Regions from separate parts of the Homo sapiens genome. Here region 1 is linked to region 2. The links are chromatin loops, found by intact Hi-C in ENCODE. Cell type or tissue: GM12878. All regions are shown on one strand. Links, peaks and the distances in the headings refer to the core of each region. The heading gives the core; the rest is flanking DNA. Region 1 overlaps PUDP (pseudouridine 5'-phosphatase). Region 2 overlaps PUDP (pseudouridine 5'-phosphatase).

Evidence for each region. A loop is a pair of places that touch in the nucleus more often than their neighbours do. Peaks named below come from ENCODE experiments on the same cell type or tissue, not always from the same donor. Only the 100,000 strongest peaks of a DNase experiment are listed, where the experiment ranks them.
Region 1: a loop joins it to region 2, with 5 times the contacts of the local background. A loop is called at or near these places in 3 of 110 quality-filtered maps.

What each region holds. Positions count from the first base shown.
Region 1 is chrX:7,112,269-7,117,649 of GRCh38, reverse strand. The region is part of intron 1 of PUDP (pseudouridine 5'-phosphatase); the gene reads left to right. Among named protein-coding and RNA genes, the nearest start is that of STS, 33 kb to the left of the region's middle. RefSeq lists enhancers at 795-1,294, 1,511-1,620, 1,295-1,796. In GM12878, for the core only: no CTCF peak of the experiment used is centred there; a DNase peak (open chromatin) is centred at 1,949; H3K4me3 peaks cover 344 bases; H3K27ac peaks cover 4,081 bases.
Region 2 is chrX:7,056,963-7,062,343 of GRCh38, reverse strand. All of the region lies in intron 3 of PUDP (pseudouridine 5'-phosphatase), which reads left to right. Among named protein-coding and RNA genes, the nearest start is that of STS, 88 kb to the left of the region's middle. RefSeq lists enhancers at 3,020-3,169, 3,974-4,474. In GM12878, for the core only: no CTCF peak of the experiment used is centred there; a DNase peak (open chromatin) is centred at 2,923; H3K4me3 peaks cover 949 bases; H3K27ac peaks cover 1,106 bases.

The DNA of each region.
Region 1 (5,381 bases), core at 75-5,074, 55 kb before region 2:
CGTTCTCTGCCACATGGCCAGGCAGCATATTTCCTAAACTTTTTTGCTCTACCTTCCCTTTAAATATAACTTCCAACTTTGTCATTTCTTTGCTTCTGCATCTGAGCGTAGTCTGTTAGAAGAAGCCAGGTTACACATAGCATGCTTTGCTGCTTAGAAATTTGTTCTGCTAGATAACCTAAAGGATTACCCTGAAGTTCTAACTTCCACAGAACCCTAGGGCATGAACAGAATGCAGCCAAGTTCTTTGCTAAGAAATAACATGTGTGACCTTTCCTCCAGTTCTCAGTTTCTCATTTCCATGTGAGACCTTGTTGGCCTGGACTTCACCATCCATATCACTATCAGCATTTTGATCACAACCATTTAACTGTTCTCTAGGAAGCTGCAACTTTTCTCTCATCTTCCTGTGTTCTTCTGAGCCCTCCAAACTCTTCCAACCTCTGCCTGTTACCCAATTCCAAAGTCACTTCCATATTTTCAGGTATCCTTGTAGCAACACGCCACTTCTGGTACCAATTTTCTGTATTAGGCCGTGCTTGCATTGCCTTAAAGAAATGGCTGAGTCTAGATAATTTAGAAGAACAACGGTTTAATTGGCTCACATTTCTGCAGGTTATACAGGAAGCATAGTGGCAGCTGCTTCGGGGGAGTCCTCAAGAGGCTTACAATCACGGTGGACGGGTAAGCAGGAGCAGGCATGTAACATGGCAAAAGCATGAGCCAGAGAGAGAGTTGGGGGGAGGTACCATGCACTTTTAAACCACCAGCTCTCATGTGAACTCAGAGCAAGAGCTCACTGATCACCAAGTGGAGGATGGCCCAAGCGAAGGATCTGCCCCCATGATCAGTATACCTCCCACCAAGCCCTGCCTCCAACATTGAGGGCTACAATTCAGCATGAGATTTGGGAGGGAATAAATATATAAACTCTATTACTGACCAATGCAGTTTCTCCTCATAAACACTGACCTGATGCAGGGTCTTTTTGGCGTAGAGGGGGCATGGAGATTAGTTCATTCTGATTGGTCATTACCAAAGGCTGGGCAAGGGCATGTGGTAAGGGATGCAGGAGTGCCTGTGGAATATAGAATGGTGAATGAGGCTGAGCAGGGCAGGGGTCCCAGGGCCCAGAGAGAAGTGCCTGGCCCACCATCCACCTGGGAACATGCTAGGGGTTTGCTAACGGATGGCCAAGGTGGCTGGGAAGAAACCAGGAGGCAGGCCAGGGTAGGAGGGCAGCCACACTCATCCCATGAGTCTAGTCGGCAGCCCAGGGTCCTTGGCCAGCTCAATGACTTATCTCCTTTAAGGGACTTGATTGTCTCAGGCATGCCTACAGAGTTTCCACCGCCAGCCAGAGAGCCAAAATGTTTCCCAAGCCAATCCCATGAGATGCCTCACTTCTAGTGAGCCACCCCCAGCCCCCACAACAGCCTCCAGTCAGGGCCCACCTGAAGCCTCCCTTTTCCAACTGTAAAGCTTTCCCAGCTCCCCAACCTGCATTTGAGCTTCTGCCAAAGGCAAGTGCTGGTGTCCAACTTTCTTGCTATGCAATCTCTGAATGAATAGCCTCTGCTCGTTCTCATTTGAAGAGATTTTCATTTACCTTCACACATGGACAGTTATCTTTATAACTTAACTCAGTGCCTCCTCATTTACCAGAATCTGGTCTTTTCGTGGGCTTCTCTTGTCTTCCCGCAAATGTAATAATGCCTTCCTATGACACTAGGATGCTTTGAGCAGATAGACTCTTCCAGTCCATGCAAAGAGGTGGTGTGGTTTGGCCTCACTCCTCACTGCAGGCTTAGGCCAGCTCCCCCTTGCAGCCACGTGCGTGGACGTGACTCTGGGAGTGAAGTGAAATAGCGCTGCCGACAGGATCTGGGCTCTGTGCTGTGTGCCAGGAGCATAGAGAGCAATGTGAAACAGCTGTTGCCCACAGTGACCTTTCAGAACAGTTTTTGCTGTTAGGGTTCTAGGGATTACTAAGTAAGCTTGGCTGGTTAAGAAGGTCAAAAAAAGCCCAAGGCAACCCCAGCTGTCTGAACTAGCCATTTCAGAAGGCTGAAACCTTTCTGCTGTGAAGGGCTGGATTTCCTAGCTTATGTAGTTCAAAGCTCAGTTTTTAGGATTGCTGTGCTACTTACTGACCGAAAGTTGGTTTTTGGAAATTGACCCTTATTTTCCAATATCTTTCATAAAGCTGGAAATGCTTTCACTAGAAGAAAAGGAGGATCTTATGTTAGAACATATATATATAGCGATGTAAAAGTTTCAGTAGTTACTCTCAAAAGAAGGTCACCAAGGACAACTGTGATTTCATATGTAATGATTCCAGCCTAGAAAATGTTTTTTTCTTGATTTCCATTTAAGAGAGTTGAGCCAATTAACTAATCCTTGCATATGGTATGTTCCATTAAGTTGTCAGTGTTTTTATTCCAAGATGCATGTTTCTTTAAAAGAGCTAGCTTATTAGGGCATGTCTTCATAAGCACTTTACCCTGGCCATGTCCGTGAGAATGCTGTGCATAACTTTCATTGAATTCTACATCTCATTTGATGCAGGCCTAATTAACTATTATTAACTGAGAACTCCAATTTATTGGAATCATTTGCTGCAGTTAACTTGAGAAAGAATGGGGCATGTTTAAGGGTCCTTATTTTTAAATCTCTCTTTCATTACAAACACATTAACATAAGTCTGATTTGGGGGTGACAGAAGGAAATAGGAAAATAAATGTAACTAAACCATAATGGGGTACAATATAAAGGAAAGTAAGTACTGGGATGAATATCATCATAGATTGTTTATTCTTTAATTTGTACTAATTTGTACATTTGTATATGTACAATTAAGCACTTCTTAGTTAAGATTGATATATTTTTAAAATCACAACTTTATAGAGCACAAGTCTTACATGAAAACATAATGCCAGGTCAGTGGCCCTCCACTTGAGCACACATTCAAATCACTGAGAGGGCTCTGTAAAACACACATTGCTAGGTCCCACCCCAGCTTCTGATTCTGTAGATCTGGGGTAGGGCCTGCTGTGTGGTTTGAACGTTTGTTCTCTCTGAAACTCATGTTGAAACTTAATCCCCAATGTGGCAGTATTGAGAGGTGTGGGGTCTCTAAGAGGTGTTGGGTCATGAAGGCTCTGCCCTCATGAATGGACCCTTTCGTTCATGGATTAATAGATTAGTGAGTTGTTGGATGAATGCGTTATCAAAGGAGTGGGACTGCTGGCTTTGTAAGAAGAGGAGGAGGCTGGGCACTGTGGCTCACACCTGTAATCCCAGGACTTTGGGAGGCCGAGGCAGGTGGATCATGAGGTCAGGAGTTTGGGACCAGCCTGGCCAACATAGTGAAACCCCATCTCTACTAAACCCCATCTCTACAAAAAATTAGCCAGGCATGGTGGTGTGCACTTGTAATCCCAGCTACTCGGGAGGCTGAGGCAGGAGAATTGCATGAACCTGGGATGCAGAGGTTTCAGTGAGCTGAGATCACGCCTTTGCACTCCAGCCCTGGCTACAGTGCGAGACTCCGTCTCAAAGAGAGAAAAAAGAAAAAAAGAAAAAGAGAGAGAGAGAGAGAGACCTGAGCTAGCATACTCAGCCCCCTCAAGATGTGATGCTCTGTGCTGCCTCGGGACTCCATGGAGTCCCCACCAGCAAGAAGGCCCTCCCAAAATGTGTCCCCTCGACGTTGGACTTCTCAGTCCCCATAACTGTAAGAAATGAATGTCTTCATACATTACCACGTTTTAGGCATTCTGTTAATAAGCAGCAGAAAATGGAATAAGACAGAGTCCAAGAATATGTAGTTGGACAGCATCTCACTTCATACTGATGCTGCTGGTCCGGGGACCTCATTTCGAGAATCAAGGTGTTTAGGAAACAAGCAGTAGAATATCTTAGATGAACAATACTAGTGGTGTACATTTTAAATAAATTGAACAATTACTGATTAGCTACTATGTACTGTCAAAATGGTTCAGAAAAATGACACCACCACTTCTATCAAAATGTACTGGATGTTGGGTTTTTTAATTAAAGCAACTTCACTTTAAAATGTGGTTTTACACACATTCAAAACACTGCTGACCCTCTTTCCTCAGCTGCCATTAAGGTGCTTAGCCCTTCCGAGGAAGCTAAGGCCTTGTGAAGCTGTCACTCATTGGGTGACTAGCACCCTGCCCGGTGGCACCAGCCCCGCACTCGCCCACACCATGGCCTCCATCTTTGTTTGAGCTCACTTGCATCTACTCGGCCCTCATTCTACAGTGCAGTGTGGTGACCATCACATAAGACCGTCGCCCTCATTAAAGCAGCTAGTGTAAATGGTGAAACTTTTGGGCCTGACCTGTTTGCAAGGGCCTGGCCAGTGTCAACATCGGGAGCCTTTTTGGTAGCATGGGGGCTGGTGGACCTGTACCTACAGGCAGTTCTGCCCCTGTACCATTTCCCCAGCCAGAGTCAACATTGGGAACCTCCTCTGCAGCAGCATGGGGGCTGCTGGACCTGTACCTGTAGGCAGTCCTGCCCCTCCACTGCTGCCCCAGCTGAGCAGAAGGAAGTGCAAGCAAGGAAAGAAGCATCTGAGGGATCTACTTAGGACACGGGCTTTAATCTTTTTGAAGAAACCTCTTTTGTAACATGATCAGTGAAAAGCTGAACTCTTGGCTGGGCACCGTGGCTCACACCTGTAATCCCAGCACTTTGGGAGTCCATAGTGGGAGGATCACTCCAGGCCAGGAGTTCAAGACTAGCCTGGGCAACATAGGGAGACCGTGTCTCTACAAAAAAAATTAAAAATCAGCCTGGTGTGGTGGCGCACACCTGTAGCCCCAGCTACTTGGGAGGCTGAGGCGGGAGGATCACTTGAGCCCGGGGGGTCAGGGCTGCAGTGGGATGTGATCACCCTACTATACTCAGGTGAGACCTTGTCTCAAAAAGAAAAGCTGAACTCTTAAAACGTGCACACACACAGTCAGCTAACATCTTCATAACTGTCAGATTGTGACAATTTGATTCTAACTCAAGATCAGCCTTTCTTGTAGTTTATTTTGTGTCTTTAAGGAACTAGCCTATCTAACACAAAACACTGGCTTTAAGTTTTTTCTCTTTTTTGTAATTGGGAATAAAAATTATGCTCAAGATACATCAAGATTAGTTTTGGAGAAAAAAAGCATTAAGTAGATTCAGTTGTGCAAGATGCACAAAGTGTAACTTCATAAGTAAGCGGTCACAAACTCGGGTTCATAATCCGTTACCCAAAATCTATGGAGCCAGATGTATTTAAATATAGGTTATTTTTAAAAGGTATTAGAATTCATATGTTCCATGACACAGAACGTTCTCAGGCAGCACCCGTA
Region 2 (5,381 bases), core at 164-5,163:
AATGGACTGCTGTCCCTGCTCCAGAGGACTGTGTGCCTCAAACAGGGCTCCCCACAGTGGGCCTGTATTAGCAGGGATTCCCCAGTGCATGTTTCCTGCCTTGGAGACCATGAACTCCAGGGAGGCTGGAGAGCTGTCTGCTCTGCTTTCTGTCTTCTGCCTGCCCAAGACAGTACTTTATGTAGGTGTTAATTTCCTAAAAATATGTCTAACATGCTTGAATTGCTGATAGCTATTGATTAAAGCCCAGCTTCTAATATAAATATGCATTTCTGATGAATCTCACAAAAAAACAGGAAGAAACAAATGCCATTAATTTGCAGTTTATCAATATCCTGGCTAGTAATTGAGATATTTAGTGGCATAGTCACTAGAATATAAGGTGCTAGTCCCAGTCCCAACACGAGCTTGAGTAATTTTAAACTTCATAGTGAATTTTTTGTAACGTCTACAGAATGGATCACCATTATCATAATAATAGCTGATAGCGACGGAGCATGTCCCATCTGCCAAGCACTGGATATCATTGATTCATTCATTTATAAAATTTGAAGTTGGTGGGAGGGCATATTTAAAGACTGCTACCTGGAATAGTGTTATTTGTCAGAGATTCATTTGTTTGTTCTCCACATTCTTCAATATATGAATTATTCCATGCAATTGAACAGCTCCCCAAGTACGTCATAGTTATGAAATGTTGTGTGTTGACTTTGGAAGGTTACAGTTCATTTGTGATCTTCCAGGCAGCGGGGGTGGGGGTGGGGGGATTCTTCTCTGTAGTGAAAGTGTTTTTCTCTGAAATCTTCAGCTACTTTCCTACTCTGTGAAGCCTTCTTCTCCTGGGTCAGTGGGACCCTTCCTTGAGAGTGGTTTCAGTAGGTTCTCCAAAAACTGTTCAACTGAGTAAAATTGAATAGAATAGTCCATGCATTTTGTCCCAAGGTATAAAAATTGGCTTTGGGGAGGTGAAAATGAAACCTTACTTTTTTTTAATGTATCAAGCACCAATACACATACAGAAAAATATAGTGTATCTGTGTTATTATAACATGTTATGGGGATAGACTGTTGGGGAAAAATAACTGGAAAAGCTTTTTTGGGGGTGATCATGAATGAAATGGTTGAGAAACACTGAGTTAGTCATACACAGTATCAGACAAGTACTGTGTCAGTAGCCCCAGTAATTTCCACCCTCAGGCCAGGCCCCACATCCAGCACATTCTCGCTCTTCTCTAGCCCCCACAGCCAGGTCAGTCTTCTAGCCCAGGCTCCATCAGCATCTCAGGTTAGAGAAAGGAAGGCAAGATGCCTTCCACCTCTGTTTTCCAGGATTGAGAATATGCTCACGCCCCTCTCTATCTAAAGGAAAGGAGAGAGGGATGGACCAGGCCCTGTGTTGCCCTCACAGGTGCCCTGGGCGCCATTTTGTCATGAGTGGTCAGCAGAGCCCATTGCCGAGGGGCCTAGGGAGGGTGCCCTCACAGAGCTGGTCCCTTCAGTTCTGAATTAAGCAGTAGCCTCAATGCCATGTAAGCAACCATTCCTGCAAGAGGATAGGCATTTAAGGTGAAATCTGCCTCATCTGTCGTTATTTACAGGTAAGATTCAGAATAGTTCAAGAAAACAAGGCAAATGAATTGCATTTGCATTGACGTGAGTCATGCCACATTCAGCTACTCTTTGTGAAAACGTCCCCAAAATAGATTCCTCGGAGTGCTGCTTTGCGGGACCTTCATCGATTTGCTCTGAAGATAGGTGTCCATGCCTGAGAGGCCTCAGTGAGGTTTCAACTACACAGTTATCCATGGCAGCACTTCTGGAAACATTTCTGTGCTAATTGTACATGGCAGGTCCCCAGTTCCTCATTTAATGGGAGGAATCTCCTTTTTCTGGAAAATTTCTCTGGACTGCTGTGTCACAGAACATTCTAGAAACCCCTTACCTCATGAACATTCTACTACTAGACAATTTAGAATTGAACGTTAATATGGGCATGGGAGGCCAGTGAAAACAACATAAGCCTCACCTGGTACTGCAACACATCTTTGTTTGGGAAACACTGACTTTGCAACCACAGCTATAAACACCGGCTTTTATTTCAGGAGTCAGCAGTTACTATATTTGCAGGAAGGAGAACTGAGGGCATCCCTGTGAAAACCAGAAAATAAATCCATCCTGAAGGGCATTGGCTTTGTAGGCCTCTCATCCCCTGTTGAGTAGGTTGCTGGGCCATGCACAACGGGTGTCAGTATGGAAAGGACCAAGGAGAGGACCGAAGAGAGGCCTCTGCATTGCCAGCTGCCACGTGCTCACCACACAGACAGCTCATTGGCTCATCCACCAGCTCATTTAATCACGAAGTCTTTTAATCCCCTCCAGGTCCAATGAATTCCTTAGGCTTTTTTCTCTGTGTTTATCAGTTCCCATTATAAATGGCAGCTTCTTCTACATGGCACATTTGGAGATGACATGGAAAAATCACTCACACAGGCCAGCAAAGGCACTCTCTTTATGCTGTGATAATCCTGTTTGGGGAAGCCCCCTCTGTAGCTTCTCTCAAAAGCAGGCAAACATCGCTGTGCTTTTGCTGTCCTGACAATGTGTGGAGTCATATTATACAGCAAGCATACCACAAGCAAGTCACATCTAAGGCACCTAAATGTGGTTTTTCCATAACGAAAGTGCTGTTGAAAATAAACACAACTTGCTGCTCTACAGGTTAGAGCATTTTAATCCCGTACATGGCTAATCTTCCCGAGTCTGTCTGAAGTCATAATGTCCCTCTAAACACACAAAACCGATAGGGGCCTCCCGTCACACTTGCGGATCATGAGTCTCATGCAGAAGGCTACGTAAGATGAATTGATTTCACATGTTTTACTCAGAGGATGTGGAAAAAGAAAATGATTCTAGTGACCATCTAGAAACTTGCGGTTTGTTTTTGACTTTAAGACAGTCAGCACCTTTCAGGGCCTTGCTGGGTTTTCACTGGTTTCTGACAGATTGGTGGACGCGGCATCTGTACCATTAAAAGAGGAAATCAGGAAGGTTTTTTGAGCTGTCTTGAAGTCTTTTGCTCACCACTTAATTTACATACATACACTTTAATATGCATGCTAAGAGTGCCCGTAATGTACTTTTATTGAGTAAAATGACACAGAGAGAATTCGTTAGGAAGCTTTCCTGCCCACCCCCCAACCAAGTCGTTAAATAACTTTTTCAAAGGCTGTTCTCTATAGGAGAAGGAATCAATTTAGGGGTGTAGTTCATTCATTTACCTAGCTTGTAACTCTAAAGGGTTTTGTTATAAACATGTTTATATCAATAATGGTTTTATAGTTTGATTTTCAGAGCACTATCGATTCAGTAAAACAGTAGCTCTGCGGTGCACAAGGGATACTGACCTCCACCTCAGCACTATTACTTAGAGGAATGCAGCACCATATGTAGCTTACTAGTAGGTAGGTGGATGTTTGGATGAAGGAAGGGAGAGCAGGAGGAAGGGAGGGATGGATAGATTGATAAATAGGGATGGATGGACAGATGGATGGATTGATGAATAATATAAACAAAAGTACTAATTAATAACAAAATACACACATACCTCAGCAGTCATTTTGACAGCAGTACTTAAAAGTTTCATGTTTAAACAAACATCTAATAGTGTATATGTATCCAACATGACAACATTGTGGTACTTATTTACAGATCACTGTCTGACAAGGAACATGAAGTCAAACAGAACTTAAACCTTAGATATGAGCACTGCCAATCAAAATTAAAAACAAAGTTTAAGGCCCCCTTGAAGTTTTGATGTCTCACCATGTGAAAATTGAACTTCATATTACAAAATTAATGCATAGGAAAAAACCTCCTATGAAAAAGCCTGGTTTTGGTGATGAGATTCAGATCATACATGGCTTTATAATTGATGAATAGTTGTGAGCAGCTGCTGTACTTTCTGTGCTTCCATGTAATTCCAGGACCGCTTCTGGGAGCCCTGAAAGTACCCTTCAGTGACTTCCTTCCAAATGTTGTATTTCACTAAGCAAAAGGGAAAGCTTTATTCCTTAGAGATGATATAGTAATATTTGGAAAGCTCACTAGTTCCAATGAAGCACATAATTTAAAACAGACACATCATAGTTTAAAAGGTAAAATCGGTTACGAAATGTGATCCCAAGTAGGCACGGGCAGCACTCTGCCTGTGGCCTGGAGGAGGTCCCGGTGTGCAGGATTGGAAAGGGGCTGGCTCCTTCCCTGCTGTGACTGTTCTGTCTGCTTCCCGATGGGACGTGCTGTTGATCCCAGCTGCTGAGAAGAAATGGTGGGCAAGTGCCACGGGGACAGGATTTGCAGCAGGGAGGAGCCAAAGGTGGAAGCATCACCGGGAAGTGAGACCTGGGGAGGAACACGAGAGCATCACAAGCCGCGGGCCCTTCTCCTTCCCTCTTGAAAACCTAACCTAGCTCCTGACACTGCCTCCTACTGTGTTCCCTTCCTGCCCAAACTGTACCTAGAGCTCCATCCATAGACCTCGTCTGCTCACCGCACAGAAATGCCAGGGCTGCCGGGATCCCTTCTCAGCGCTCCTCCTTCTGTGTAATCAACTGCTTCTCTGCTCTGATGACACCTGACCGCACCTCCAGCTCACAGCCACAGTGCATGGAGACCCCGAGCCTTCTACTTGGGTGTCCCACGATGGCCTCAAACCCAACTTGTCACAAAAGCTACCTCTCCTTCCTGCCACCAAAATGGCGGCCCCAAGACCCACCACATCAGAAACATGAGAATCAGCTTCTCCATCAGGCTTAACATCCCAGGTATCATCCAGTTCCCTATTGCTTCTCAGTTTTTCCTCTAATCCCATCCATTTTTATTCATTGCTCTTGTGTTTGGACTGTTTCCCTCCCCCAATTCAGATGCTGAAATCCTCACCCCCAGTGTAATGCGTTAGGGGGAGACCAGGGAGCCAGAGACCACGCTGGCTCCCTGATCTCACACCGCCTGGCCCCAGACCTATGGGAAATCCCTGTCTGGGGTTTAAGCCACCCAGTCTGTGGTATTTTCTTACAGTAACCTGAAGGGACTAAGACACCCTGCTGCTGTCAGACAAAGATACTCTTATGTGCAACTTGCTAGTTATAAAATGGAACTTTTAAGCTATATGATATTTGTCTTTTAAGAAATTAAAGTACAAGGACTTTTTAAGTCCCCTGGACAGAGACCATCCCCAGGTCGCTGCTGCGCTTCAACATCGTTGGAGAAGTCAGTTCATCACCTCCAAGTGATAAGCCGCCAAGGTGCTTCACCTCCCTTGTCGTTGGAAATGTCATGCTCCCTAAATTAAATCCCTCAAGCTACAGTTTAATTAAGCTCAT